Regions from separate parts of the Mus musculus genome. Here all the other regions are linked to region 2. The links are chromatin loops, found by intact Hi-C in ENCODE. Cell type or tissue: left cerebral cortex. All regions are shown on one strand. Links, peaks and the distances in the headings refer to the core of each region. The heading gives the core; the rest is flanking DNA.

Region 1 (7,766 bases), core at 1,770-6,769, 53 kb after region 2:
TATGGGGTTTTTAAAGGTTTTTATTTATTCTTCTCTCATACAATACATCCCGAGAAGAGCTTCCCTTCCCTCTAGTCCTCCCAGTTCACCCCCTACCTCCTCTCTCCTCCAGATCCCCTCTTCCCACACCACCCTCAAGAAAAGAGCAGCAAGTTAGGGTTGGGGAGATGGATCAGTGAGTAAATGATGCTTTATGATGGTGTTTAGATATTCATATTGGAAGAAATACATAAGCAGAAATCACTAAATAAAAAATAATAAAAATTGGGAATATATTTGGCAAGTCGATGAAATGAAGAAAAATGAGACAATCATATTAGTAAGGTTCTAATCCTTAGGTATGTTCATGAATAGTTATTTATTAATAGGCATAGAATAAACATATAAGAATATTCATTTACGCCGGGCAGTGGTGGCGCACGCCTTTGATCCCAGCACTTGGGAGGCAGAGGCAGGCGGATTTCTGAGTTTGAGGCCAGCCTGGTCTACAGAGTGAGTTCCAGGACAGCCAGGACTATACAGAGAAACCCTGTCTCAAAAAACAAAACAAGGGGCTGGTGAGATGGTTCAGTGGGTAAGAGCACCCGACTGCTCTTCCGAAGGTCCGAAGTTCAAATCCCACCAACCACATGGTGGCTCACAACCATCTGTAATGAGATCTGATGGCCTCTTCTGGTGCATCTGAAGACAGCTACAGTGTACTTACATATAATAAATGAATAAATAAATAAATCTTAAAAAAAACTTTCATTAAAAAAAAAACAAAAAAAACAAAACAAAACGAGCAGGCCTCTCTTGTTTGTCAAACAAACAAGGCACAACAAGATACAATAAGACCAGGCACAAACCCTCACATCAAGTCTAAGCAAGGAAACCCACCAGGAGGAAAAGGGTCTCACGAGCATGCTCAAAGGGTCAGAGACGCTCCCCCTCCCACTGTCAGGAGTCCCCCCAAACCATCAAACCAACAAACATAACACATATGCAGGCCACATGACTGCCACCTTAGTTTCTGTGAGCCCCACGAGCCCCACTTTACTTAATTACGTATTAATGTGCTCTCCAAGTGTGCTAGACCTCCCTGGGTTCCACAGTTCCTCCTCCCTCTTTCCTATAGGGTTCCTGGGGAGAGACCCAGTGGAGATCTCCAACCTGGTCTCCCTTCCTGCCCAATGTCTGGCTATGGGTCTCAGCATCTGCTCCCATCAGCTGCCTCTATAGTATTGCAGAACATCATTAGGATTTTTTTTTCCAGTGTGCTTCTTGGTTCTACTCTTGGTCTCTGAGCTATCCAGCCTCCGGTTCCTGGTCATCTAGGCAGTGTCGGGCATGGGCCTCAACTTAGACCAGTCACAAGTTGACCACTCCCAGAAATTCTGCACTACCACTGCCCTAGTACATCTTGCAGACGGGACAGATTCTAATCAAAAGTTTCTGTGGCTGACAGTCTTGCCTGATATAGAGGATGGACGGTTCAGTCTCTGTGTCCACCATTGTTAGGAGTCCCCACTAGGGTTACCCTCACAGAGTCCAGGGAGCTTCCACCTTTTCTGTGCCACCTCTTACTATTTAACAACTCTTTGGCATACCAAGTCTTCATAACACTAAACAAGTTCAGAGGAAAACCCCTACGGCCTGCAAAGGGAATAGTCCAGGCTATTCAAGAACTCTAATGAGATAGCTTCACCAAGAGCTGCCCTGACTGTGTCCAGTATCTGTGGAGAATCAAAGAGCCTTGTTATAAATTTGGGGATTCAAGGACCCTTTATGTCTCCCAGCAGTACATACAAACGCAATTCCTTGGTAAAGGGATAGGAAGGACTGTCTACATCTTTAAATCATTTCTACAATACAATGCAATAATATTCCAAAGACTTCTTATTGTTCCACCAATTACAAAAGGTGAAAAAAGTTGGTCTCGTTTAGAAAGATATCTCAGTTTATTTTTGTCTTATTTTAAAATTAAGCATTTCTAACTAGAAGCAAGAAAATGTATTCAGGCAGAGCATCTCAAAACATTGAGGGGAGGTAAGGAAAGGCTCTTAAATTACAGCACTGAACTCTGCCTCTCAGGGTAGTTGTCCAAAACACTGTCACTGGAGTATTGCAAAATGTGGGCAGAACATACAGGACAAGCCACCAGTGGTATTCCATTTCAGGGATGCCAGCTAACATTTGCTCCTTCATGTTCCCAGCAACCCTGTGGTTAATGCAACTAGCTTCTTCCCAGTTATCTAACTACTTCCTGCAGGGTACTTACTGTCAACAGGGCAGAACCTGAAACACCTAAATACCTTGCTTACATCTCCTTTTTATCCTCCTGATTACAAGTATATATGACATCACTCACATTCTCATACACCTATGTCACATGACTTCTAAAACCACACTTCTGGCCATCGTTGCCTTTCTTAAAAAACCTTTAGAAGCTGATGATGTGAGTGGGATAAAATTCCAGCCCTCGAGCCAGAATTCAAGCTGACCACAGTCCCTGCAGCTGGACCTCCCACCACTCACTGCGGAAGCAGCAGTGGACACACAGTCAGTCAGCAAACTGGGCATCTAAATACCAGCTCTGCCATGACTGCTGTGCCATCCTGAGCAGGCGGCCTATCCTATGGCTCTGGTCTTCTCTCCTTAAAACAAGAGCACCAGTGAAGAATGAGAGCATCCAGCAGCTCCTGGCTCAGAGCACTGCTGCATTTGACTCTTCTCCCTAGTCCCTATCTAAATGGCTCACTCTGCTCTCCTGAAAACCATCAACCGCACCATTCATTTGCACAACCACACTTCCAAACCCAACTCAAACAGCCTTCTGGGAAGTGTTCCTGCCTCATTACCATCTTCTACTTGATGGTCTGTAATTCTTACATTATAAATCAATCAACAAGATATTTACTTGTGTCAATCCTTTTTTCTGAAAGTACACAAATTGAAGGGCAAGCACTTTACCAAACCAATCACAATAGAAAATACATTGATGATAATGGTTTTCTTGAAACTGACAGAAAAGGGTTTCTTTCTGGCCCAATTAAGGAAAAAAAAAAAAAACCTCCAACATGTATCTTTCTCCAAGTATTTATATGTACCAATCTCTTCCCCATATTTTGCACAGTCTTTCCAAAGTCTCCTATAGACTCTTATCCAGGACAGGGGAATACACACAGCTTTTGCTTCATTTAATAGACTATACATTCAATAGACTCCGAGCTTCAGAGTCTTCCTAATTCAGCATGAGATACAGAGACCATGGACAATTCAGTCCTTCTGATTAAGTTTTCTAAAATTTATACTATTTCTGGTCCTTTAGGCATCTCTTACATCTAAGGAGGAAAAAAAAATCCACGAAGGGAGCAGGACACAGTATTTTCACACCTCTAATCGCAGGATTTGGGTAGTGATGGCAGAAAAAGCTCAAGAGTTTAGGGTCAGCCTAAGATACATTCGACCTTGTCCCCTGCAAATCCCCCCCACCCAAAAAAGTTAACGAAGGCATCTACCTTCTGAAAAACACCCTTTGTACAAAACAAAACTACTATGTAGTTAGTTGGGGGTTTTCCTTGTGGCCCTTACCATCTTGGACATGAACTAATGACTTCTTTACCACTCTCCAGACTCTGCAATGAAAAAGCAGAAACATCTGGGTGGAAATGAGATAAAGAGCTGGTCTGAGACTGCATTATGGCAAATTCTTTCATTCGGCTAGGCAGCTAAACTATTGTAAGCTATGCTCATACAAAATTTCCCACAACACTGCAATGTTCCTTTAAAAACACTAGAAAATGTTCAGTCCTCTCACCTTTACTTGGAACTAGATTTTCAGACCTTGAAAGTATGGCAAATGTTGAAGTGTGCTCCTTCAATGCTAGGTCACTAGGTTACCACCAGTAAGCTATAAGCGTAAGGAGGTAGCAAGCCAACAAACCCTGTTTAACTGATCCAAGTGATAGAAGACAAAGTTAATTTCCTTTGTTTGAGTTAGAAGCTAGTCTGTGTGGGTGCTGTGTCTGAGCGTACACGCGTGTTCCTCATCCAGCCGCACTCGAACAGCATAGGCTCAGGTAAATGCAGTTTAACTCTGTCTCTGTCCAAGGCTACTGGCATCCCGCTGTTCTACACAATTCCAGACTCTGGTCTGCGCTTCATACCCCACACAGCGTAGCCGGGCCAGACCGGAAGGCAGGGCTGGCCACGATCGCCCAGAAGGGCAGTTCCCACCAACTTTGAAAGCCATGGCCCGCACCTAGTACTCACGCAGCAGGATCCCCTGCCTGGGCCGGGAATAAAGAAGATGGAAGGGCTCGGTGAGCCGCAGAACTGGAATCTGAGTCCTATGCGCCCGCCACCGGGAGGGGAACAGAAGCAGAGACTCCAGAGAGCGACCGGGACCACTTACCTCCGCCGCCCGAGCCGGCCGGGAGCTCCGCACAGCCCCAGGAAGGGGACTGCTCTCGCAGAGAGGGCGGGCGGCGGGAGGGCTGCAGGGCCAGGGGAGGCGTGCCTCTACCGAGTCCTAAAGGGTGGGTTGCTGCAGCCTGGAGGAGGGTTGTGCTCCCGGGTGTTGGGTCGGGGGTGGGGGTGGGGGGGCGGGGGAGGGAAAGGACGTTGCGGGGGGTGGGGGGGGAGCTATGACCAAAGTAGGGTGGGAAGTCAGGCCCCCAGACCGCACCGCCCTCACCTCGGCACCATCCGACCAAGGATTGTCTGGATCTGGAGCAGAAGGACAAGGGGATCAGAAACTTTATGTCATTTTCTCATACACACGTGACCCCCCTGCAGTCCAGATGGTTTCAATCACCAGAGGAAAAAAGCCGCTCTGCTGGTATGCAGGAAAAGCCGGAGCTGGGAAAGTCTGGGAAAGCTGCCTGTACAGCCGGCTTGCCTTCAAACAAACCCAAGTACTCTTTCCGTTCTGCTGGCTTTGGGCCCAGGAGCCCTAAGAAACCGAAAAGACATTAAAAGAAGCTACCCTGGGTCTGCAGCCAGTAGCAGAAGTAAAGCTCTAGGGTTATAAGGATCAGGTCTGAAATCAAAGCTCCACAGGAATTGTGAGAATTGTAAAAACTTCACGTGCAGGCAAAATCAAAAGGTAAAAGAGAATGCTATTCAATGAAGAAACAAGTTCCGGGGGACAGTCTTATTTACCAGTGAAATTCGTAGGAACAATCATAAACCTAGTATAACAATCCGTTTCAAACCAGGCCCACACTTACTTGGTAGAATGCTATGTAACTTGAATTCTCTTCCCATAAATTATTTACAAATAGACCATGGAACTGGAATGAGAAATAGTGAAAATTGACTTTCAAAATTTAGAATTGAAAATTGAAAATTTTGGCGGAGTGATAGCACACAGCTTTAATCCCAGCACTAGAGAAGCAGAGGCAAAAAGGTCTCTTTTTTGAGTTCAAGGCCAGCCTGGTCTACACAGCCAGTTCCAGGGTAGCCAGGTCTACAAAGAAAGACCTTGTCTCCAAACAGATCAAAATTTACAATTTTAGGGCTGGGGGTATAGCACACGGGAGCCTCTGGGTTTACTCTGTGATCACACTTTATAATTTTACATACAGTAGCTGCATTTCAAAAGAACCAATGTATGTAGATGAATATAAGCAGGCTCTAAAGCTAAGGCCTGTTTCAAAGCCCAAGCCAATTGAATTGTCACATATCCTAAAGAGATATTTACTCAGCTGCAAGAAGATAAGCACTAAAAATAATAAGTTTAAGATTTATCCTGGAAATAATTCAACTTGCTCATGATTGAGCACAACTAGTGACAAGAACCAAAGTAATATAAAACTACTGTTCCTTTTCCAAAAGAGGATGTCAGAGATGAATTGTAGTATCATGTCATTAGCTCTTTATCATCATCATATTGACACCAGAGAGGGTGTCTGCACTGTTGAATAGACTTTACCGTTGATAAGTTGGACTGGCTCTGTCTATACTGGGAAAACCCCGACTTTTAGCTGCTGTGGAGACACTTTGGAAAACAAAGGTGTTGCCTGGAACTGAGCAAGTCAGTATAGGTTTATTCCAAACTCACAATCAGGTTCACTGGCCTGTGGATCCTCCAAGAGAACTGGGATACACTTGGATGGATTTGCCTCTCTAAATTTCCAGCCTTAAATTAGGGTGATTATTACCCCAACACAGAAAGAGAGAATGCCTGTATGGCAACAGGGATAAGGACCAGGGACACAGGAAATGGGCAATGACAAGCCAAGCCTCATAGCTTAACAGTCCTGGCAAATGCCCATCTCTAAGGACCTGTAGTGGGTGAAGGGGTGGGAGAGAGAATTCAGAGGCCTCAAGCATGCATGCTGAGCACAAGCTGTACCACTGACTACACCACCAGCCCTGTAAGAGGCTCATAGGTCTCTCACTTCTAAAACTAATGCATTAACACTTCATTTTCTCCATGGGTGACCTCTATAGAGAAAGTCAACCGAACAGAAGGCATCAAGACTTTTTTCCACAGAGATCCAGGACATTAGTTATTCTCATCTCTAGCTACTGAGAATTCTTGTGTGCTAAAGCAATTGCAAGAGGCAATAATGAAGTACAAATCATTCTTTTTGTCTGAAAACTTCATTTATAAATTATACAAAGAACTCCACGTGTGTGTGTATGTGTGTGTATCCACAGTTGTATGCATACTACAGAGCATATGTAAAGATCAGAGAACAATGTTCAGTAGTTGTTTCTCTCCTTCCACTTATCAATTTAAGGTCTATCTCTTTCTTCCATATTGTACTCCAAGCTAGCTGACCTTTGACCTTTCTTTGATTCTCCTGTCTCTGCCTCCCAGCTCACAGGCTGGGATTGAAGACACATATCGCCACTGCACCTGGTGCTTTAAAAATTACTCTATTATTTAAATCACATAGATATGTATGTTCGGTGTGTGGTTATGTGCATCAGTGAGTACAGGTACTATGCAGTCTAGAAGAGGATACTGGATCCCCTGGAACCAGGTTTACTGCTGTTTTACTGTACCCTACATGGGTGCTGGGAACTAGGTTTACTGCTGTTTTACTGTGCCCTACAAGGGTGCTGGGAATTGAACTGCAAGAGCAGCAGCACTATGAACAGCTGGCCGTCTATTCAGCCCCTATGTCCAGAAATGAACTTAGGGCAATCACTTTTATCCACTGAGACATCTTGCCTGCTCATGTGTGGAACTGTTTTTATTCCTGAGAAAAACCTTTACTAGATCTGTTCTTTCAGGAAGAAAATTAGCATATCTTAAAAGTTTCTAAACATAGTCTTAATCTTAATTCCACTTATGTGAGCATTACTGAGAGACTACTATTGGCTAAATATTTATTAGAAACATTGACATCTGGAACTTCTTTTAATTTTCATTAACCAAATATTCATTTTGTTGGATGAACAAGGCCAACTATGAATAATGTTCTTAGGAAGATAGTATGCTCTGAAAACAAGAGTCAAGTCTAGTTTGCTCACAATTACATCCTATATACTTACCATGAAATAAGTCTACAATGCTATTTCAATACTCATGCTATTTGAGTGAATAAAAATGAGCTGAGCACAGTGAAACGCCTGTGGTTCCAGCTTCTCGAGAGTCTGAGACACACCTGGGCAACAGGGAGACGTCATAGGAAAAGGAAGAGAGAAGTAAGTATACTCTCAGTAGGCTGCTGTCCTGTGGAGCATGTCACTTATAAACAACAGAATAAAATAATAGCTGTGGGGAAGAGCTAGCAGAGGAAAGAGAAGGAGTGGTTAGCACTAGCCAG
Region 2 (7,766 bases), core at 1,543-6,542:
ATACATTCAGGCTGCCAGAACCAGTGGTAGAGCCAGCGCTTGTACTGGCAAGCTGACCCGAAGTTAATCAGAAGGCCCCCTTATTGTTTGCTCGGACACAAAAGACACACTGTTCAGAAAGTTCAAGAAGGAAAAACCAAAGAGCCAGGAACAACAGCTGTTCCCTGGCCCCACTGAGAAACTAAAAGCTTCCACAAAGTTCCTTGAGGCCAGGAGTAAGTGGAAGATGTAACATGGCTGAAGTGAAGTGCATTTCTTAAGGGGCTTTCCTGCAGGAGAGTCCGCAACTCTCATCTTTCTCTTAACATTATGGATGGCCTGACTACTTTAACACCTATAAAACTACCTTTCTGGAAGGCTTTCCTTTCCTAGACACGCTGTGTTTACCACACATCACTCCTCTGAAATTTAGGACAAGGCATGCATGACTGGACACTGTGTGTGCTGGGATTTGGTTAAAATAGGAGCAAAAGGGATCATACAGCATAGTCCTTCAAGTTCCCAGCTCCCCGTAGCTGTAGTGTTAAGACAGCTCTCTGCAACATCTGGATGAGACAGATATTTGCAAGTCCCCAAAACCCAAGAAAGTCCCCTCCACAACTCAAGAAACCCTGTGATGGGCATCATTAATGGGGAGGGGGTTGTTTCCTATTTCCAAAGCTACTTCATAGACAGTGCAAGGCCCCCGCTCAGATATTGTTGTGCCAGTCCCTCTGCCCTGTCAAGTGTCCCAGATGGACTTGAAACTCACTGCAGGCTCCTCTCTGAGCTTCATTAGCTACTTTGATTGTTGTTACAAGTCAGACATAGCAGCATGGAGATAAGAGAGCACGAGGTAAAACCGACCAAGCTGCTCAAAAGTTTCCACATAAGAACTTCAACAGTGCTAGAGCGATGAGAACTCATTTTCCTATAAAAGAACCTTCCTGTGAAAATATCCAGTGGCTTTGTGCTAAATAAAAGCAGAGTGAAGCCTAAACATCTCCGATTCAGCCAGAGTGAGATTAGCTAGATTTGCAAAGTCAAGAAAATTGGCAGTTTCCCTCCTCCTCCCGGAGCTAATAGAATCCAACTGTTGGAGTATGACATCATTCTCGACCCCCAAACTCTGAAGTGAAGAGCACAGACACTGGCCTGCCATAAACAGCCCGACTCAAAGCAAGGGGCTCAGAGGTGCCCTTACCTGGTAGTCCGGGTGATTTCTTGCCCACTCCATTCTCCACAGAGGCTGGCTCACACCACAGTCGCTTAGGGAGCCCAGGGCCCCCAGATCCACTGGCTTAAGCTCCAGTACCTGCTGCGAACTTCCCACAGCTCCTTCCTCTGACCTTTCAAGACACTCCTTCCAGCCAAGTGAGCAGAGCTAGCGCAGCTAGCCAGTCAGGCTGGTTGTCATGGAGACCTGTCCTAGGCTGCACACACGCTTGCAGGCTTGCTCTCACTCAGCTAGGCGCTCTCCCTCAACCCGGTGTCCCAGGAGCGAGCTAGCACGCGCACGTTTATGCGTGCGCGTGCTTCTACACATTCTCTGAGTTCTAGCCGGCCTTGAAACAGCGCGGTCTTTTGATCGGCTCAGTTTATGCATGCATTCCACTCCTCCTACCTCCCTTCCAGTCAACCAGGAGCCCAGGTCTGTTCCTGGGAACTTGCTGCAACAACCCAGAGGGGAGAAGGGTGAGGACAGTGAGTGGACTTGTTTTCCTCCCCTCTAGTGTCTCAGCTTTTATAACTTGGAAGAATCCCTGCCAAAGGGGAGGGAGCTAGCTGAAGGCTTGGAGGGGAAGCAAGCACTTCCTCTGGGTCCTGCAGCAGCAGCGGAATGAGGAGGGACCCTGATGCGTGCTGCCTCAACTTGTTTGTTCGCTTGGGATTTTTCAGGAGCATTTGGGGCAGAAACACAGTTCACATCCTAGAAGCTGGCCTAGACTGGCCTCTCTGGTTACCTTGTTGACTGTTCAGGTCCTGGAGACAGCTTTTAGCCAGTACAGGGTCCCATGGTACTAGTGCCAGAGCCCAAGCAGTCTCTTGTCTTCCTGCAAAGGAGAAGAAACAAACTAGATCAGGATTAGGAGGAACACTGTTTAAGTCTACAGTCAGAGCCAGGACATCAAACACAATGCAAACAGCCTCCTCTCTGAACAAAAGATCCACAGCCCAGGCCTCCAATGAGAAACTGTACAAGTGCCAGGGCCGTACCTGGGACACAGAAGGCCCTTTTAGTAGCCCTATGTATACTTTTGCTTGGATGCTGCCTAACCCTCTCAAAATAGATGTACTAGTTTGTTTGATGCTCTTAACACACTGGTCAGATAGGTTTGCTACCATTTTATAGATGGGATCACTGAGGCCCAGAGAGATCAGATACTTGATCCACACTTACCTAACTAGTTAGGAACTGAGAGTAGAGACAAGTCAAGGGTCTCCTAGTCCTTTATGTTTTGCTATAAAGTACACAGAAGCCTGATCTTGAAAACCAGCTCATTTTCTAAGAACCACAAGTGTGGGCCTCCAAGGGAAAGTGAAGACTCTATCTAAGTCCTGTTAAGGTAAATCTATCTGCCACCCTTCTAGCCCAAAGATTTAATGACCGATAACATCTATGACATGCACAATATCTGCTGCAAACTAGAGAAAAAATGCCCTGCCCTACCCCCAAGTACTATCTTACATCTTCCCAAAATAACCTCCCAAATCCTGGTTCATTTTTTTCTCTGACAGAGTAGTCCTAAAAGTTACGACTGGTGTTATATTAATTTAACACATTTTAAAAATGTATCTAAAGTAAAGTTAAATTACTTGCTCCCATTTACTGAACCAGGAAATGAGAGATCCAAAACCAGTGTCCAAGCCTTTCAACTTTCTGGCATACATTAAGCAGAACAGTTGCCAAGAATACCAGAGCTAGAGTCACAAGACCTTAGCAGTGCCTGACCTCATCGCCAACTGGCCACCTGTCACTGAGCCAGCCTCCTCCCGACTTTCTACTTTCTATGAATATATCTCATACTGGGGTGGCAGAGGACTAGGGTGTGAGGTGCAGTGTCAAGGTGCTATTAGTCAAAAACACTTCAAATTAGGCACTCAGCTCTCATCCACCACCCCCCAATTGTTAGTACCTCTCCTCCACCAATCTAGTAGATATATTTTTCAAGTAGAACTCGGGGTTGGTAAATGGATTGACTGCATGTGGGAAGGTGGAGGCTGATGAGGATGAAGACAATGAGGCTCAAGGAGGCCATTCTCCAATGCTGCTCCTCAAAATAATGCTGGGGGAGGGGTGGGGGGGCCCTGATGGAATCTGTAACGCTTATCCCTTGCAGAATTCCTTGTGATGTTGACTCACCTTCAGTATGCTACAAAATTCCCAAAACCAGACTTTGGTTGACTTGAATTTAACTCACAAATATATGCTGAAGATAATACACAAAAACACGACATAAAACCCAAGTAGAAATGGCAGACTACTACAGATCCTTAAGTAGTGATAAGCCCAGAATCCCCACATCTGCATAGGAATTCAGTATCACTAAAGCTCTGTTTCTCTTTCCTCTTAAACACAGCAAATTCTGCTCTTTATCTGAACCCAAGGAACACACACCTGCCTAGTCTCCGAACCCAGATGAGGCAAGTCCACCCCTTTCTACAATAAGATCAAATTCACTGGAGTTGACAATATCAACTAAAATTTTCTGGGACCCTTCCAGTCAAACAGTGTGAGTCAGGCTACCAAAGCAGAAAGTCAGTCACTAAAGTAATCTAAATGTTAAAAGCCCTAAGACCAGACACACAACGCAGGCCATGCTCCCCCTAGCGGCACACCGGAGTTAGAGATTCTTTGGTATCTTGTCCTTAGAAAGAATAAAGTTGGGGCCTGAATTGGGGAGACCAGAACCCTTCTGTTGCATATGAGCTCCTGGAACTGGAAAGAAGCAAGGCCAGCCGACTTCCTCTGTTGCCTCTGCAGGACTGGATTCAGATCACGCCTGATTGGCTTTTTCTGAAGGAGGATTGTACAGACCCACGTTGTCTGCCAGTGGGTCAGTCAAGCTTGTAATACCAATTTCTCAGGAGGCTGAAGTAAACTGCAATGTCACCAACTGCCTTGGCTACAGAGGGCAGTCTGGGTAATTCAATGAAATCTTGTCTCAAAATTAAAAATAAGGGCTATAGGGTTAGAGAGATTGCTCAATGGCTAAGAACATAGTTACTTTTGCAGAGGAACCAGGTTTGGTTCCTAGCACCCACATGATGACTTACAACCATCCATAACTCCAGTTCCAGGAGATCCGATACCCTCTTCCAACCTCCATGGCACACGAATTTTACACAAACACACACACAGGCAAAATACTAATATACATAAATAAATCTTTAAAAATAAACAAACAAAATAAGGATGTGGTTTGAATATGCTTGGACCATGGGAAGTGGGACTATTAAAAGGTGTGGCCTTGTTGAAGGCAGTGTGTCACCGTGTAGGCAGGCTTTGAGAATTCCTAGTGCTCATGCTCCACCCAGTGTGGAAGTAAGAGTGTCCTTCTGTTGCCTGTGGGCCAAGATGGAGAACCCTCAGCTCCTCCAGCACCATGTCTGCCTGCATGGTACCATGCTTCCCACCATGATGGTAATAGACTGAACCTTTGAAACTGTAAGCCAGCCCCAATTAAATGTTTACCTTTATATGAGTTGCCTTGGTGATGGTGTCTCTTCACAGCAATGAAACCCTAACTAAGACAGAGAGCCAATGAGATTGTTCAACAGGTAAAGGGACTTCCTACCAAATCTGCGAACCTTAGCTCAATCTCTAGGATTCATACAGTGGAAAGAGAAAACTGAAGTTGTCTTGGACTTCCATATGCATATCATGGCATGCATTTACCCATATACATACCCAAATAAATAAATGCAATATTTTCAATAAAATGCAAATAAATAAATAAAGTGCTTGGGAGAAAGCTCAAAGAGACAGCACTGACAGACACACAAAAGGCTCTCGATTTCACCCTAACACTACAGGGAAAAAAGAAAAAACCACAAGTACATACACATACTTGGGCCAGAAACCTGGGTGACATCTCCAGGTCTCTTTCCCTTCCCACTGCAATCCATTTACCAAGCCCAAATAATTCTACTTGAAAAATATATTTAATATATGTCCCCTTTTCTCCACTTCTATCACTGCCTACCCATTCAGTAATTACTGCAGAAACCCAACTATCCTAGTTTCACCTCTTGCCCTCAAGGAAAATAGTGAAAAATCAAACTCAGTTTCTCATACACTGCCACACAACAATAAACACAGAGGCCTTCTGTTGCCAACTGGGTAGAGGTTTCTCCAAACATACCGAGCAAACCATCAGTCTAACAGTAGATGTATGCCCTCTGGTATAATTCAGACACTTTCCCTGGAGACTGAACCCAGCCCCGTGAGGCTCAGTCCTCAGTGCTGCCTCCCACCTCGCTAGATGCCAATTGCTAGGGTCAGACTGTTCTATCTGTGTTTCTGACAAGCACATATACATCTAAATCAGAATTTCCACAGTTACATCCTTGACTTTAACACATTTGCTATTAATAGGTTGGCCCATAAAACTTTAGGAATCACTTAGATCTCCTAGTCTATTATAAACGGTATTGTAGATGAAAGAGATTCATATGGCTGGTATGGGGAGGGCACAGAGCTTCCAAGTCCTCTCTACAAAGGTCACATGTTTGGCTCCACTATAGCTCTCAAAACCCAGTCCTCTGAGGTTTTATGGAAGATTCGGCATATAAGCACAACAGATTGTATCATTAGTCATTTTAACCAACTTAACTTTCACCCCCCTCTCTTTTCCCCAGGAGTAATGGAGTAAGACTAAAGTTACAATCTTCTAAACACAAGCAGCTCCCATCTTGAGGACATGCAGGAGCCCACAGGCACCAGGCAAATACAAATAGACATATCCTGCTTTGGAGATTCCAAAGGATTTTAGGAGTTGTCTGCCAGGAAACAGGAGGAAGACCAAATATACATTCCACAGCATCATAGCCTCACAAATCCATTCTCCACACGGCTGTCTGAAGCCCCTTTTGACACAGGATCATGTCATTTCCTGCTTAACACTTCAATGCTTCCCAGAGCTCTTAGGATGAGCTCTAGGTTCTTAGCAAGACCTCTAAAGACCCAGCACGACCTCCTCTTCCCTCCTCTCAGCATACTTCCTTCCCTTCCCTACTCTGAGCACATGGTAGTTTAGCTCACCAAAAGTATAAGATTCTTTTTTTCCAGGCTATCTAGCTTAGCCTGGGACTCCACCCCAAATCATTGCCCAGATGACTCTAATCTTGCCTCAACTTGACTCTCATCTCCTGATTTCCAGTCCTCCAAATCTAGCTCCCTGTACTTATCCTTCAAATCACTCATGAGGATTTGTAAGTGTGCTTTAATGCAGTTATTTGCTTATTGTGAGTCCTCCCCACGTGAGAGCAGGAACTTTGACTATTCTGTTACCATAGTCCCTGTACTTGATAAAGGGCCCAGTGTAGAACAGGCACTAAAAAAATATCTGCAGAAAAACTGTGTAAAAACCCTTCCTTTAGGAAGGAGACACCCATAACAACTATTCCATGTCACTCATTGCATCTTTTCATAGATTTACAAACTGTAATTACATTCCCCCCTCCCACATATGTCTTGCCTATGGGTTTAACCAAAAATTCCTGTCAAGTCTCCCTGTGGTTTGTTTCCCAGCACTTTCCTGGTAAGGTCACTCTCCTAGGGATGCATTCTAGAGTTTTATAGCCTCTCTCATTACTGGAATGCCCACTCGTAGGCCCTCCATTATTACTGTATCTTTGCCAAACCCAGTAAGCTGAGGAATGGGTCAGTTCTCACAATGGCAATATTCTCTAGGGTCAGCTCTATCCAGAGATTAAACACTGTCTTCTCCATTCCACTGTGTAGCACAGGTTACCATGCTGACAAAAATGTCATGTTGCAATGCAATGCCGGCTGCAGAATACATGCAGCCAAGGATAACTATGAATGTGTTCCAGCACAAAATTACAAACATGCTTAAAACACAAGGGTTTTGTTGTTATTGTGTTGTTTTTGTAACTTGATTGCACAATTCTCAAGCTTGAACTTTGTTACCTAAACTCATGCCAGGATGACAAAAAATTGGATGCTGAAAAAAATATATACATGCGTGTGTGTGTGTGTGTGTGTGTGTGTGTGTGTGTGTGTGGTTATAATTTGAAGACATGTAACCCATTCCTCCCCGATGCACTATGCCAGTGTAAGCATAACCACAGCACACCATGACACTGCATATAACCTAGTGCTTTGAGAACTGCCCACACCTTTCTCTCCCACTCTGTTGCTCATGCTGTTACAGCATCTGGCTGCCTCTCCTTCCCACACTCAAAACCCTACAGCCTTCAAGGCCCACCTCAAGGACACCTCCTTTGAGAAATGCTTGTGGGCCCACAGCCGGCTAGGGCTGCATGTCTTATGTCGTATGTAACGCTTTATCATGACTTGCACACCCTGGCCTCACAGAGGCCCAAGCGTCTCTCAGTGCAAGGACCTTAGCAGCTCACTCATCCTAGCAATCAACATGTGTGGGATAAACGGAAAAATGGAAAGACTTGCAAGATGAGCAAACAGCTTATCTTCAGAGCCTCAGAACAGAAGCCGCTGTTCTTCAGAGCAACGAGTTTTAGACAGGCTCTCACTGTACAAAGAGAACACATACCCGTCTATACTTTATAGAAGATATGAT
Region 3 (7,766 bases), core at 1,770-6,769, 93 kb before region 2:
GTGTGGGCCCTTGAGAGTCAGTCTGTGGGAATAAGTGTAGCCCAACTATGCACAGTTGTAAATTCCTACATCCCCGTGTGTATTGGTCTTGATATTCAAAGAATTGATGAATGCCATTACTTTCAGTCCAAAGTGAAGAAACCTGGTCTCAAAAAATCCCGAGGACCAGAAATGAGATGGGTTTTCCTGAAAATCTAAAGTTCTTGAAAAACCTTGCCATCCAGATTGCTAGCAACTGCCTAGCTTTGTAAGCTTACTGTGATGGACAGGTAGCTCAGGACGACTGGTCACTTAATACTGGACAGATTAGCATGGAAAACTTAAGGGGAGGAGGAGGTAGTAGGTTCCATCCAGCTTCGCTTTGTTGGTGGCATCTAGGTGTTGTTCCAAGGGAGCATGCCTACCTGCAACAGGACATCACTGGTTGGGAATACTGTAGAACCAGAGCTGTGACCTTTGAACTACTAGAAAGATGAAATTTTATGTAAAGAGTACCTTGGAGTAAATAAATAAAGCCCAAGATCCTGATTGTCTACATCTTTAAATCTGGAAGTTTTTAGGGAGTAGGTTGTGTATGCTTAGTACTGACGCTGCTTTAGTAGACAAGTGCGTAGTAAGAGGCAGTATAAGTTGGGTCACTAAATACGGAAAAATTCATTTTAAGATGTGTTGGGGGACAAAAGACTTCTGGCTCTAGAGATAATACTGTGTGCTGCCCCTAGTCCAGATGATGTATCTGTTTATGGGTGGAGGATGATTGACATGCATGTGGCAGTCGGGACAATTATAGGGTCCGTAACATGACAATTGTGTATGTAACCACAGTAATTCTATGTAAAGGTTTAGGCATGTGGCTGCATTGTTATTTCCTAAAGCATATATTTACAGGTTTTTTTTATAACACTATTATACTAAGATGTAAGTTATTTTGGCTGTTGAAGAGTTGGATATGATAGGCTTGAGAATTAGGGAGTTCAGATCTTGTGTGAAGGAACCTGGAGAGCCTTTAATACATTCTGCCAGCCACAAACCAGGCTTGCACTGCCCACACCACCCAAGCCATCAAGTGTATACTCAAGGATGTTCCTGCCTGCGTGTATGTCAGGAGCTCTTGGAGGCCAGAAAGGCACTAGATCCTCTGGAGATGGAGTTACAGGTGCTTGTGGGTGCTAGGAATTGAACCCGAATCTTCTGAAGAGCAGCCAGTGTTTACGGACTTCTCCAGTCCCTAAGTGCACTATTGTAAAATACGTGAAAGTTTTAAAACAAGTTTACACTCCAGTCTGCACTCGGATTGGGAGTGGGGACAGGCAGAAAGGAGAAGCACCTTTAGGGAACTGGGTGTTTTACTAAGGAGTCTACTCTGTTAGGAAGCCCACGCTGAAGGCAGCAGCACCCAAGTCTGATGAATTTTCTGGTAATCTCAGAAGAAAATTTTGCCTTCCCAGAAGACAAAGCTTCCACCTTTGGGCCAGTTGGGGCTTCCATGGGTATCAGTGGAAAAGAAGGAAAGGATAGGAAGAAAACCCAGGATGAGACTCATTCAAATTAGGGTGCTGCAAGGACAAGGAACGTTACAGTTCGCATCCTGCCAAACTCTGTTCTGTGAAGGCCTGGGTAGGAAACCAAAGTAAAGCCCTTGTTCTCCTTCCCTAGAAGGTAGTTGAACTTTCTGAATATATTTCAGTGTAGAAACCTGAGGTGACATGGAAGAGTCATTGGCAGTGAAGCACAGAGTCTGCACCCAGTGTTAGCAGTGATATACACACTATATATATAGTGTTTGTTAGTTATAGATATATAGTGTTAGCAGTCTGCTGCTGCTGCTGAGGCTACCCAGTAAAGTCACCTAATGATAGCAAGGGGCAGGGGCAAAGAGCATCCTTCCCATCACTGGAAACACCCTAATCTGTGGCTACCAGAGAAGGAAGCTAAATGGGAACTGACAAGTCATGTACCTTGAGAACTCATGTTCAGGGATGGCCAGGAACCCAACCCAGCCCCTTTGTCATGGCATCGCATCTAGATTCGCCTGGGTTGGAGAGAACTGTAGAAAGTGAAAGGAACACAATAAGACTCTTCAGCCAAAATGAATGTACAGTTTATTGAGAACATCTGTGGATGGTGGAAGGAGAAATGCCCTGTACCGCATCATGGCCACCACTGACTGACGGGAGCTCCGCTTCCCATGACTCACTGACCATGTCAGAGGATGGAAGGAACAAGGACCAGGCCCAAGTGCCTGGCTCTACATTGCAAAAAAGGGCGAAGTGATCCTTGCCTTTCAGAAACAAGAGGCTTGGCAGATAGGGGAACTACTAAGAAGAAAAAATTAGAAACTCTAGATTTAAAAACAACCAAAAAAACAAAAACAAAAAAAAAACCAGTCCTCTTATACATAATTAAGACAGCACCTGCTCTCCAGGGCCCAAGACTGGCAGCAGGGCCTCAGGCAGACAGGCCAGAAGTCTTGAGGAAACATGAGTGGTTTGGCTGAGACAGTCAGCTGCACATAATTGGCCAGTCACCAGCACCCAGCAAGACTCCATCCAAGCTCAGACAAGGCAAGAAAGCACCTGGCCCTTTGGGAATATACAAATATTTACCAGATTTTCTTTGCTTGTTACAAAAACAGGAAAGCTTACAGCAGATTATTTACAAACAGTATCCTGGAATATGGTGAAGGCAGAAGTGGGCTGGCTTGGAGTGGGGCCTGTAGAAGCAAAGTAGCCACAGCAGCCCACAGGGTCCCAGGCTGGGCCCTCTCCCTGGGCTCTGCAAAGCACTAAACTCTGCTACCAGGAAAGGCATTTAATTCTTCTTGTGGAGGAACTTCATCTTGTTGCCTGTGGGATGGAGAGGGCAAAGGTGAGGCTGTTTCATGATCCCCTTTCAACACCCATGTTCTCTCCTAGCCTCTCTTCTTTTCCTTGCAAAAAGGATCAGTTTTGACAGACAGGAATGACGGCTCTGATAAGGTAGGGAAAACATAACTTAGGACACAGAGATCAGCCACTGTGTGACTTTGGGCAACACCCTGCATCTGTGGCTTGTTGCCTTTAAAAAACAACAAAAAACCTCTGCTATGATTGTGCAATTACACTAGCTGAGGTCCCTGAAGGACTGGGGTTTTACAGAACTGGCACTCTGGCATTAAAGACTTGTGTAATATTACAGCCTAGAACAAGGATGAGTGGCACTCAACTCGTGAACTTGAGAGATGTACAGCGACAACAGAAAAACCAAATTATGGTCCAATCTGTGGCTCCCTTTTGTGAATCTTCTGCCAAATGCTCTTAAAGCAGTAGCTGCTTACAGTATTTCCTCTTGCTCTGTTTACAGCCTCTATCATATTTGCTGGCCTAGATTCACAGCATTTTAGGGAACAGCACCCCTCTGGCTACCTTCATTAGTAACAAGTAACTTACCCAGGCCCCGGAGAAACTTGTTCATCCCGCTCTGCTCAGTGTCAGGGAGCTCTTCTAGATACTGTTCCACTCTCTGCTCAAAGAGGCCTGAGAAAGATGAACAGCAGGTACGAGGGAGAGAAAAATGGTGACATGAGTGTTTGATGGACCACACAGTGCAGATACAAAAGGGACAAGGCAGACATCTAGTCTACTAGTTGGCAGTTCATTACAATGACCTAGTTATACTGAGTCTAGAGAAGCCCCCAGCTCCCATCCCAGTGCCTGGGACCTTACCCTTGGCTCGACACTTCCTTAGCTCCCTGTCTTGGATGAAGCCAGCAAACATCTGAGATTCCATAAAAACTTCAAGAAAACGGCGGATACTTTTGGAGGCCACAGACTTGCGGAAGGCCTCTCGCTGAAAAGCCCTTTCCCCCTTCTCACTGTGTGTCAGGAAGAGGGAGTAGTGACCCACAGTCTCCACAAAGAACCGGATAAACACCTCTGACACAAGTCCATTGAGGGTATTACATTCTAGAAGGGAAAAGAAAAGTCACATTCAGCCCAAGATTCTAGAAGGCCGACCTCGCATTGCTTCAGTCTCTTCCCAACACGCTTCTAACCAGCACTCATAACTGTCCTTTGCTTAAGAGCTGTCACCTAGCTATGAGCCCCTGGAGGTCAGAAACTGCTCTAAGCACACAAGTTGGCAAATACTTCCCAGAAATTGGAGACCAAAGCATCACCTTTTCCACATAAGTGAGGGCAGTGGCTTGAAACAAGGCCTAAGAGGGAGGGGTTGATTCATTTCCTGTCACCGAGAAGTCTGTAGTGACATGTTTTGGGGCAGAAAAGGCACTGGGCCTAACTAGAGTGACCCAGTTCCTACACCTAGGCTTCGTCAGCCAGAAAGGCCCCAGCGGACAGTACAGATTTCAAGGTCTGAAGTCCAGACTCAGAGCAGAAAGGTTCTACCCTCACCATCATCAGAGTCACTGTCAGAGTCCTGGGAGATGAGCTCACTCTTCCTCTCCAGAGCCTGCTCCAGAGCAGCTTGCAACTTTCTAGGTAACAGTGTGTCCTCGTCGTCCATCTGCAGGAGGAGACAGCAGGGGTGACCACAGCTGACACTGACGCGTGCCAGGCCCCAGCTCACAGAGCTTCTAACAGCACTGACACTATTAGCACCCTCGCATAATGAGCGAGCACAGGAAGGTTTGAAACTTGCCCAAGTTACAGATTAAAGAGCAGCTGATTCTTTGGACCCATGCAGGATCTCCTACCCCATCTCCCTTCTCGTCCTACTTTCACTCAGGTAGGAAGTGCAGTGAACTTGGCGCAGAGACTGGCCTAACCTGTACTGAGAATGCTATTCCCGATCCATACTCTGGTGCCGGGGCTGTATCCTGGTGCTTTAACCTGGGGAGTCCTTAGTTATAGCAGTGGTTTGTAATAGGCTGTCTGTTCCCAAAGGGGACCTGCTAGGTCATGCTCTATGGGAAGCCGAGAAGACTCCATGACTAGCGAGGGCTTTTTGCAGCAATGACTGTGAGCCTTTATATGAAGCACATTCAGTAGTGTTCATAATCCCCAGAATATCTCTAGAGAGGTGTTATCTGATGGGAGCACTGGCTCAGAGAAAATTTCAGGTCCATTTTCTGTTTTTAGGTTATATGCTCAAACACATCAAGGCTCTATCTCAAAAGAAAACAAACAAAAACAAAACAAACAAACAAACACACACGTATCACCCGGACAGAGCCCAAAAGTGAGTATTAAAACTTTCAGGTCTTATTCTTTCACACTGCTACCCAGAAAAGCTGGGTGTGGTGATACACATCTATAATCCCAGCACCCAAGAGAACCATCACAGGTTCCAGGTCAGCCAGAGCTGGATAGTGAGACCCTAGATCCAAGAAAAACCAACAACAAAGGCTAGAAAGGCAGATCCCACTGAGGCCAAGGGTTCTGAAATCAGCTTGCTCCACCCGTCTATTCTGTGAGTTTGAAATTCAAAAATCAGAAAGCAGGCCGGGTGGTTACTGAGTGCCCACTGCCTTCCCTAGGCAGATTCAGGTTCTGTAATATGCGGCTCTTACCTGTCGGATGAATCGGTCAGATCCCAGATTCACCATCAGTGCCTGGGAAAGGGTCAGAAGCAGTGATCAGGGACTGAGTCTTGCAATGCCTTTGATAGGTGTCCAGACCTCCCATGTTCCCAGGGACAGATGACAGGAAAGAGTCAGCCAGATAAACCTCCCAGGAGAAAGTACAGAAGCTGTTTGAAGGCCAGGGCTGAGGTAAGATGATCCCCACAGCCTTTCTCTCTTCCTCCCCTTCCCCTGGCTGGTTGCCCCTGGGCGGCTTACCTCTTCCACAGGCAGCTCCTTCAGTTTGGGAAGGGAGCTGGAGAGCAGGCCAACCAGGAAAGGGGTGGGACAGCAGACAATGTCAATCATGGAGGCTGGGAGGACAGGAATGAATGTGTGCTGCCAGGAGAAGGGGTAGAGCAAGGCCACCACCGCGTGAGAGCAGCTGGACAGGGTACTGATGGACAGACAGAGAGACAGGGCAACTGAGCCCAGGGCCAACACCCTCAGGGAAGGATAATTAGAAACTACAGGGGCTCAGGGTATCCTTTGATGAACTGCACTTTTAGGGATTCTACAAGACACAGCCACAAAGGTATGTACTCAGCACACTGTGACATACAGAGGATTCTGCATGCATATGCATGTCTGCATAACAAAACACACACACACACATCACCCAGACAGAGCCCAAAGGTGAGTATTCAAACTTCCAGGACTTATTCTTTCACACTGCTACCCAGAAAAGCTGGGTGTGGTGATACACGTCTATAATCCCAGCACCCAAGAGAACTATCACCGGTTCCTTCACACATATATGCTTGCACACTCACCCCCAGATGAGCTGGTGGGAGTATTAGCTCAGGCTAAGAAGCACAAAGGAACTTATCACAAAGCTCCAGTGTGCAGGAGCTGGAAAACCCTGCAGAAGTCCCTCAGGCTGTTCTACCTTTCACAGCTGTGTTCTGTGGGATGCCCAGTTTGTCATAAGAGGCAGCCAGGACACAACCAGTTTTGCCATCTTCTAGCCCAGTACTGCTCTGCCCTCTGGCTTTCTATTTCTTTCTCCTTAGCTGGTAACAGTGATCTGACTGAAGGGAGAGTGCAGAAATCAGGAGGTGTGCGGTGGGCTACACCATTCTCAGGTCTCATTGGGGTCATCCCTTTCTTGTCCTGGAGGGGGCTCCAGACCTCCACACGGTGGAATCCACAGGGCTGGCTACAGGAGCCCAATGACCAAAGGGAAACCAGGAGGACAAGCACAGTGGGGCAGACCTGAAGTTCACAGGCAAAACGGAGTGCACACACCCAGCTTGTGTAGAGGCCTGGTGTGAGGCACCAGCAGACACAGGCACAGCTGGCCTGCCAGGAGACAAGCCAAAGCACCTCCAGACAAGCCAAGTGCTGTGACAAGCACTGCAGAAGCGGCTAGCTAGAGGCTTATAACCGATGATCATCTGAACCCTGCCTGGACAGCACAGCAAGGCCTACATTTAAGAAAAGACCTTCCACTTAGGGACCATATCACAGATGACGATACAAAAGGCCTAGAGCCCAGCTCACTTTAAACCTCATTTTCTTTTGCATTAGTGGACCTCACTCATCACCCAGAAAAAGTCTGGGTCCCCTGGGCCCATGGTACATAACTAGCATTTAGGAGACTGAGATTCGTGAGTTCCTAGCCAGCCTGTGTGCTACAAAGCATAGCAAGTTTGGGATCATTCTTGGTTATGTTGTGAAGTCTACCCCATGCCCAAAAAGTATCAGGGCTCTCCCTGGGATGCTGTAGCGTGGACTCACACATTTACACCTAATCCCCTGATGGAGACAAAAAGTCAGACCTATCTATTATAAAAAGCAATCCCTGCTCATTTTCTCTAAGGCAATGATAGTCAGCCAGGCCCTTGTGTGACTAACTTGTCACCTAATGGGCACCAAAAATATGCTGTGCCCGGAGACCTAGGTGCCCTGACCCTGAAAGCCATTCTCCTGAGGACAGCAAGAAAGTAATTTGGCAAAGATCAGGGAAAGATCTGCTTTAAGCCAAGGGACACACTGATCTTCAAAAACTACAAAAACTACAAAAAAAAAAAAAAGGGCAGGGGGATTTTTGAAAAACTTCAAAGGGCACGTTCAGGGTCCAGGTACTGTCAGGGACCACACTCCAATCTGGCGAGGCCACGCTGGACAGAATACCACTCTGCCATTCATCACTAGTCTTAGCTGCCAGACTGGGCCCCTTTACAAAGGCAAGATAGGCCTTGAA

What was found. Hi-C counts contacts between places; a loop is a spot of excess contacts. Peaks named below come from ENCODE experiments on the same cell type or tissue, not always from the same donor. Only the 100,000 strongest peaks of a DNase experiment are listed, where the experiment ranks them.
Region 1: a loop joins it to region 2, with 2.0 times the contacts of the local background. A loop is called at or near these places in 6 of 42 quality-filtered maps.
Region 3: it touches region 2 in a loop (8-fold over the local background); 21 of 42 quality-filtered maps call a loop at or near these places.

The regions. Positions count from the first base shown.
Region 1 is chr7:109,667,524-109,675,289 of GRCm38, forward strand. It overlaps a transcript of Denn2b not described here. Among named protein-coding and RNA genes, the nearest start is that of Akip1, 32 kb to the right of the region's middle. In left cerebral cortex, for the core only: no CTCF peak of the experiment used is centred there; DNase peaks (open chromatin) are centred at 4,159, 4,424 and 4,853; H3K4me3 peaks cover 1,632 bases; H3K27ac peaks cover 1,378 bases.
Region 2 is chr7:109,615,115-109,622,880 of GRCm38, forward strand. Denn2b (DENN domain containing 2B) reads right to left here and starts at 2,033. Exons shown (of 20, transcript NM_001001326.1): 1 at 1,944-2,033. In left cerebral cortex, for the core only: a CTCF peak has its summit at 3,810; a DNase peak (open chromatin) is centred at 3,810; H3K4me3 peaks cover 436 bases; H3K27ac peaks cover 699 bases.
Region 3 is chr7:109,521,835-109,529,600 of GRCm38, forward strand. Denn2b (DENN domain containing 2B) reads right to left here. Exons shown (of 20, transcript NM_001001326.1): 15 at 5,780-5,957; 16 at 5,510-5,551; 17 at 4,392-4,503; 18 at 3,705-3,944; 19 at 3,429-3,515; 20 at 2,077-2,846. The coding sequence ends at 2,812. It overlaps Rpl27a (ribosomal protein L27A), which reads left to right. Exons shown (of 5, transcript NM_011975.3): 5 at 1-535. Among named protein-coding and RNA genes, the nearest start is that of Snora3, 5.6 kb to the left of the region's middle. In left cerebral cortex, for the core only: a CTCF peak has its summit at 6,681 (motif pointing right); DNase peaks (open chromatin) are centred at 2,417 and 6,697.